Linked DNA regions of Homo sapiens: region 2 is linked to region 1. A link is an interaction called in ENCODE POLR2A ChIA-PET data of the cell type or tissue named here. Cell type or tissue: Caco-2. All regions are shown on one strand.

What was found. Peaks named below come from ENCODE experiments on the same cell type or tissue, not always from the same donor. Only the 100,000 strongest peaks of a DNase experiment are listed, where the experiment ranks them.
Region 2: POLR2A ChIA-PET joins it to region 1 with 16 read pairs; 1 of 35 experiments calls an interaction of 5 or more read pairs at or near these places.

What each region holds. Positions count from the first base shown.
Region 1 is chr12:51,974,591-51,978,590 of GRCh38, forward strand. ACVR1B (activin A receptor type 1B) reads left to right here. Exons shown (of 9, transcript NM_004302.5): 2 at 675-914; 3 at 1,737-1,985. Among named protein-coding and RNA genes, the nearest start is that of ACVR1B, 25 kb to the left of the region's middle. In Caco-2, CTCF peaks have their summits at 2,269 and 2,472; DNase peaks (open chromatin) are centred at 2,441, 2,821 and 3,022.
Region 2 is chr12:51,468,183-51,472,182 of GRCh38, forward strand. SLC4A8 (solute carrier family 4 member 8) reads left to right here. Exons shown (of 25, transcript NM_001039960.3): 12 at 1,432-1,606; 13 at 2,210-2,343; 14 at 3,105-3,350. Among named protein-coding and RNA genes, the nearest start is that of SLC4A8-AS1, 45 kb to the left of the region's middle. In Caco-2, a CTCF peak has its summit at 552; a DNase peak (open chromatin) is centred at 2,139.

The DNA of each region.
Region 1 (4,000 bases):
ATTGTGCACTTTTAATGCATTATCTCACTTAATTCTCACAATAACTTCATGAGGGAGGCTCTCAAGTTCTCTTTGGAGGATATCATTTTTGCCCCTCGTGAATGAGAGGGGCACCTGACTTGGACTTCTAAAGGCAGGAGGACAATAATGGAGTGGTCAGGGAAAGCTTTTCAAAAGAAGTGACATTTGAGTTGAATTTTGAAGGATATGTAAGAAGTAGGCAGGAAAAAAGCATTGCAGCAAAAGAATGTGTGAGAGCATGCATGCTGCAGGAAGCCGTGGGTGTGCTTGGTTCCTGCTGGGGGAGATAGGGCTGGTGATAGCTCCAGGAACCCTAGGTGGCTCTGCATGAAGTGGGGGGCAGCCCCACATTCTCCAAAAGGAAGATGCTTTCCTCTTGTCAGGCATCTCAATTTGAAGAAAAGGTAGTTCCTCTGTCTCTCACAGGCATAAAGTAGAGCACTTAGAGGATAATAGTGGAGCTTCAAAAGCCTTGTTTGTGAGCTAAATAAACAGGTGAAGTTGTGCTCAGTTAAGGATATCTTTTTGGCCCCATCTCTATAAAAACTGTTTTGGAACATCAAGTATGCTAAGGGATTATATTCTAAGTTTGGAAAAGGACCTGCAAAAGATCTCACCATTGATGTCAATGTCTGCTCCCCAATTTCCTGCAGCTCTGCTGTGTGCGTGCACCAGCTGCCTCCAGGCCAACTACACGTGTGAGACAGATGGGGCCTGCATGGTTTCCATTTTCAATCTGGATGGGATGGAGCACCATGTGCGCACCTGCATCCCCAAAGTGGAGCTGGTCCCTGCCGGGAAGCCCTTCTACTGCCTGAGCTCGGAGGACCTGCGCAACACCCACTGCTGCTACACTGACTACTGCAACAGGATCGACTTGAGGGTGCCCAGTGGTGAGTGCATGCCCTTGTTGGGCTAGTGGCTCAGCTTGGAGATAGGGTACCCCGTCATTTCATTTTTTTCTACTCTTGCCCACTCACTTGGTTTGACGATAAAGATGCCTTTTGGATGTTCCCGAAGGTGACAAAGGCTGGGGTTTCTCAGCAGTTGCTTTTGTAGATTAGAGGGTGAGGAAGCAGATTTTCAAGTTAGTCCCAGAGGTGCCCGCAGTGTTTAGAGTAGTGGCTTAGCAGCCATAGGCAGCGGTGAGGAGTGGAAGAACCAGGCAGGGATTCCCACGGGAGGATGTGGGACTGATCCAGAAAGAGATGGCCCCAGAGCCGAGCAAAGGTGACTCCTCAAGGGAGGATGATGGTTAGATGTGAGGAGGGACCAGAATAGGAAAAGGCCAGTGACCAAAGCCGAGAAACACCACATACCATCCTTTTGCAAGCCTACCATTCAGGAGGCATTACTGTGGAGCCCACAGGAAAAGGAGAGAAACTAAAGCAGAGCTTAGAGGAGCTGTGGGAAGTTAAAGGGCAGAAACAGGCATCTGTGTAGGGGCCTGAGGCGGGGATAGTACCACGAAATGCGTGAGGTGACAAAGTGGGTTGTGGGTTTGACTGTGGAAAGAGGTGCCTTAACTAAAGAAGTTGGGCATTTGAGAGCATCTAGGCAGCAAGACTAGCCCAGAAGATTAGAGAGATCAAGGGAGCCTGAACACATCGACAGGGAAAGGGGTCTTTTTCACTCTTCACTTTGAGGGGGGTGTTTTTACTCTTTCCCTTGTTTTTACTTCTCATTCTTTCCCTCTCCTCTCTCACTTGACTCAGGTCACCTCAAGGAGCCTGAGCACCCGTCCATGTGGGGCCCGGTGGAGCTGGTAGGCATCATCGCCGGCCCGGTGTTCCTCCTGTTCCTCATCATCATCATTGTTTTCCTTGTCATTAACTATCATCAGCGTGTCTATCACAACCGCCAGAGACTGGACATGGAAGATCCCTCATGTGAGATGTGTCTCTCCAAAGACAAGACGCTCCAGGATCTTGTCTACGATCTCTCCACCTCAGGGTCTGGCTCAGGTACCAAGTTCTTCAGGGCATCATGTCTGTGGTTGGCTTTCATCAGTTTCCCAGCAGGATAGAGTGCTTGTAGAGAAGGCTGGAGGCCCTGCATTTGTTTCTACCAGCATTGAGTCATTTGGTTTCCTAGTTCCCCTTCTTTTGGAGTCTGACGTGTAATAAGATAAGATAATGGGTTCACAGAAAATCTCTCATTCCGTGGGATTCCCAAGGTCTAGTACACAATTATCCACTACAGAAGTCCTGCCTCTCTAAGCTTTGCAACTGTACGTACATCTATTAAAATTCAGCTGGTCCCACCTGAGCAGTGGAGTGCTCAATTTCAGGGCCCCTTTTGAGAAACAGGAGTGTGCCAGATTCCTGTGAGGTGGTGACAGCTAATCATTGATCTCTGAGCAACCACAAGGGGAGTTTAAGGACATCCAGTAAAGCTTAGAGTTGGGATTTGGTGAATCATTGACTTGTACCAGTTGCCCAAGGGTTTTTGGTGGGGGTGAAAATAAAGGCAGTGTGGGCCTCCAGCATAGCATCAGCACTATTTCCTGTACTGCCTTTTGTTGACCAAGTCTTTCTCAGATGAGGGAAATGAACCAAACACTGGACCTTGGCATAAGACGAGAATTTAAGATAAAGGAGCTCGGGGTTGTTTAGGTCTCAGGGTATAGCTCAGCTAGCTATTAAATGTGAACATGAATGCAAAAGAATTTTTTTACTTACTTATTTATGTATTTATTTATTTAGAAACAGAGTCTTGCTCTGTTTCCCAGGCAGGAGTGCAGTGGCGCAATTTCCGCTCTCTGAAACCTCCACCTGCCTGGTTCAAGTGATTCTCCTGCCTCAGCCTCCTGAGTAGCTGGGATTACAGGAATGCGCCACCACAGCGACTAATTTTTGTATTTTTAGTAGAGACAAGGTTTCGCCACATCAGTCAGGCTGGTCTTGTGTTCTTGACCTCAAGTGATCCGCCTGCCTCGTAAAGAATTTTTTTAATGAAGATAAACCATTATTTTTGTGACAATGGTATTGCATTCCTTTTTTTTTTTTTTTTTTTTTGTTTTAAGATATGGTCTCGCTCTGTTGTTGCCCAGGCTGCAGTGCCATTGTGCAATCACAGCTGACTGCAGCCTTAACCTCCTGGGCTCAAGAGATCCTCCACCTTAGTCTCCTGAGTAGCTGAGATGTCAGGCATGTGCCACCAAGCCTGGCAATTTTTTTTTTTTTTTTTTTTTTTGTGGAAGGTTTCACTTTGTTGCCCAGGCTGGTCTCAAATTCTTGGCTTCAAGTCCATTCTTAAAAAAGAAAAAAAACATCCACAAAGATCACTGTTGCCATTCTAGCTAAAACGCAGAGGATCTTATTTGTGAGAACTTTGCGTGTTTTTATGTATGTTTCCTTGACGTGGGACAAGACTGTTGTTCTGTGGGGAAATTATGCCATCAGTCATGCCCAGACATTCTGCTTGACACGGGAGTACTTTGAGCTGTGACATCTCCTGAATTTCAGTGGCTTTGCTTTTATTAAGCTCTGCAGTAGAGAGCACCAAAATGATGGATATATTTAAAAGCTGCATATTTTTAGAAACAGCAAAAATCTAGGGCTTGTTCCTTGTTGAAAGAGGTAGGGCAGTGGTTAGAACCTCCTGGCTGACTGTGGGAATTGATTTGCTGCTAGAGGAGGGTAGATTGGGTTTTCCAAAGTCTTTTTAAGACCCAGACCAGCTGAAACAAGGGAAGGGCCATGGTAGTTGTTTAGTCGTCTGTGGTAAAATGGTTAATAACTATTTCCCTCTGAGTGGTTTAGTATATTCTTCATTCAGAATATGCAGAGCTTCCAAGGTGTTAGGTTTCTAATAATGTGGTTTTTAAAGTAGTAAGTCCATGCTGCTCATATGACTTTCAATTCATTTAAATAAGTATATACTGAATACCTTCTGGGTGATATGGTTTTAAACAGATTAGAAAGAGCCTGACCCGGCCAGGCGCGGTGGCTCACGCCTGTAATCCCAGCACTTTGGG
Region 2 (4,000 bases), 510 kb before region 1:
AAAGTGATTGAATTGGGAACACATCTCCTCCTTAGGGATATTTTGGTCTTGGTCTGTCTCATCTTTGAGAAGAGGAGAGGGGCCCTGAAGTCCTGCCACCAAGTCCTGTTGATTCTACCTCCTGATTAGCTCTTGAATCCATCCACTTCTCATCCTAATCTATGCTCCATTCATTATACTACCACAGAGTGGTCCTTCCAGAATGTATGTTTGATTATGTCACTCTTCTGTTTATAGTTCTTCAGTAACTTGACATGCTATTAGGATAAAGTTTTAATTCCTTAAAACCATTTCTGGCCGGGTGTGGTGGCTCATGCCTGTAATCCCAGCACTTTGGGAGGCCAAGGCGAGCAGATCATGAGGTCAGGAGGTCGAGACCATCCTGGCTAACACGGTGAAACCCCGACTCTACTAAAACTACAAAAAAATTAGCCGGGCATGGTGGCAGGTGCCTGCAGTCCCAGCTACTCGGGAGGCTGAGGCAGGAGAATGGTGTGAACCCAGGAGGCGGAGCTTGCAGTGACCAGAGATGGCGCCACTGCACTCCAACCTGGGCAACAGAGTGAGACTCCGTCTCAAAAAAATATATAAAAATAATGAATAAAACCATTTTTTAAGGCCTTTTTGACTTAGCTTCTCCAGCCTTGTCTATTGGCATTCACCCTTCACACTGTATTATCCACTCATATCTCTCAGCACCTTGATCCACCAAGCACTCTCACCTCTAAGTGTCACCCATGTTGGCCCCTCTGCCTCATCTGCTTAACTCCCAGTCCCTGCCTGAAGTCATGGCTGAAATGCCCCTCCCTGCTCTATGCCACCATAGCACCCTCACAATACTGCCTGTCTCCTGCACTAGACTTGGTCCTGGAGAGCAGGGCTGTTCATGTCTTGCTCATTGCCGCATCTCCAGTACCTGGCACAGTGCTTGGCACCAAGTATCTGCTGCTACTTGTCAATTGCATGAATGAATTATTATATACATTTCTCACAAGTAAGGGGGGTAGTTGTTCAGAGTAAGAAAGTACATGTGATAGGGGCTTTTTTATCTAGAAAACATTTAATAAAACTAGTAATTTTAATACCTTAAGTTGGTTTTGCACATTTCCTCCTAACAGCTCAGAATTTAAAGTCTGAAGCTAATACTTGCTTTCGTGTTAATTTTTTTGAACTTTTTATTGAATGGATAATACGCATATCTAAATTAATTCTTTGTATGTTTAGGATATTCATTCAAATTTACCTAAGTCATACCCTTGGTTGCAAAGAGACTCTCTGCTGACCTAAGAGAGTTATCTGTACTGGGGTCAAACTGAAGCCAAAGTCTTACCGCTGAACAGAGCACATTTGAAATGCTTTCAAATGTGTGCTGTTTACATGCTTTTAGGGAAGACGGACTGTGTTAGAAGCCTGTCTGTTGTGTTTCCACAGGCTATTTGGGGGCTTGGTGCTGGACATCAAGCGGAAGGCCCCCTGGTACTGGAGCGACTACCGAGATGCACTCAGCTTACAGTGTTTGGCTTCCTTTCTGTTCCTGTACTGTGCCTGCATGTCACCTGTCATCACCTTTGGGGGACTGCTTGGAGAAGCCACTGAGGGACGCATAGTAAGGACTTTTAACCACTTCTAATGATCCCAAACAAGACCTAAAATATTGTGGCGGCAGCCAGGTCCACTGTGGGGGAAATTACTTGGTCTAGGACTGAAGAGATTGGATTTTTCCTCTGAATTACCATGGTCTTCTGACATCACACCAAAGAGCAACACAGTCCTCTCTTTAGAACAGACTCTTCTGCTTGAACATCAGCTTCAGTAGCTGGTTGCCCAGTTGAATTTTCTGTTGCCTCAGTGATGGAAAATGGATATATTGATGCCATTTCAAAATAAGATTTAAAATGACTCTGTATGTGAGCTTGTAGTGTGAATGGTATCACTGTGCTTTCTGTATATTTTCAAATACTGAATTGAGTCACTGAAGAATAGGAGTTAGTTAAGGAATCATGTGTCAATGGAGCTGGGCACCTGAATTATTAAAGTAGTATCTGTTTACAGGAGTATTACATGGTGTGTACACATCACTCTTGCTAAGATGAAATACAAGCAAATGGCCATCAAGGCACACAGGAGAGCAAAGTCAGGAATGTAGCTAAGCCAACATTACTCTGTACTGATGGGCTATGGACTCAGTGATGACTTTTTTTCCTCTCAGAGTGCAATTGAATCCTTGTTTGGAGCTTCCATGACTGGGATTGCTTATTCCTTGTTTGCGGGACAGGCTCTCACCATCCTGGGAAGTACTGGACCAGTGCTTGTGTTTGAAAAGATTTTGTTCAAATTCTGCAAGTAAGACATTTGTTTTTCTGAAAACTCTAACCAGATTTAGTGATTATGCTGCCAGGATTAAATGTCAGGGTTCTACTCAGTACAGACAGGCAATATCATTTTGGATTGTAAGAAACCTGAAAGGAGACCATCATTTGGTCTGTTGTCCTGCCCCCGGGTAGCACCATACCCAAAATAGCAGATCTCCTATTGTTAAAGAGCTTGATTAATATTCCTCAGCCATTATTGAAGTCTTGACTTTTTATCTTTAAAAAGACTTTCCCTAGCTAATTCAAACTTCTCCATTTCCATTGTGAGTCAATTTTTAATTTGGCCTAATATCCTCCCCCTGCTGTTTTTTTTTGTTTTGTTTTGTTTTTTTGCTATTGATAGTGGGGCACAAGAGTGCTCTGGTTTCCCTAATTTTCCTATACAATCTTTTCTTTTTTCCTTTTATATTTCAAGTAGCAGCTCATGGGACTATGGCCAGCCCCTTTTTTTCTTAACTGCAAGAATAAGATCATAATTACATTAGGTAGTAATGGCAGGAATGTATATGAGACAATTTCTTTTTTTAGTTTTCGTATCCTTGCGCATATCCTGTGAGGCAAATCTGTATCATAACTGTGCCAGAGCACTATTTAGAAGGAAAATACAATCAGAATTAGGGATAAACTGGGTTCCAGTGCTTGTTTAGATGAAATGAATTAACCACATTTCTGACTCCTTGTCTCTTAATGCCATCCATCCATGCGTTCTGATGAACTTTGGTCTTGTTTCAGAGACTATGCTCTTTCATACCTCTCCCTGCGAGCTTGTATTGGACTGTGGACCGCTTTCCTGTGTATTGTCCTTGTGGCAACTGATGCCAGTTCCCTTGTCTGCTACATTACCCGTTTCACTGAAGAAGCATTTGCCTCCCTAATTTGCATTATTTTCATCTATGAAGCAATAGAAAAACTGATTCACCTGGCAGAGACCTACCCCATCCACATGCACAGCCAGCTGGACCACCTTAGCCTCTATTAGTAAGTGTGCTTTCTGCTTATTTTTAAAAATTGAGCAAAGGGCCTGAGTTTAATTGCTGATGTAGAGTGCTAGGCAGTGCTTACAGCTTCTGGTCAAGAAGTGTCTTGCCCTTTAGGAAACGGATCTCAGATACAGACAAGGAGTATTGGAGGGCTGCCAGAGGAGAACAATCAAAAGTGTTGACAGAGAAGATCGACTAGAAGTGAAACACGAAGGGGACTCAAGAAATGCTTTCCAGACCATGTCTTTTGGTTCTAGGCACTGAAACAAAAATGGGCTGCAAATGTAGCAGGGAGAATTTGAGTTAGTTATGGGGAGGAACTTCTTTTTGCAAGGACTTTGTGAGCCTCTGGACTATGTTATCAAGTGAGAGAATGGACTCTGTCCTTTGTTGAAATGAAGGACTCTCTTTCTCTGAAAGTATGTACAGGCAACTCTTAGGAATTATTAGGTGAAGATATATTAATCATTCCTTTCAGATCCAGAAGTGTCTCACACTGTATCATAAAGATCCAGGAGCCTACTTACTTCCTAGATTTCAACTTAAGAGATTATGATTTCTTTATGTGTTCAATATGGTTTGGATCACTTGGAAAAGAAACACGGTACCTGGCTGTGTTTTCAACCATCTAGGACACTCTGGTCCTAT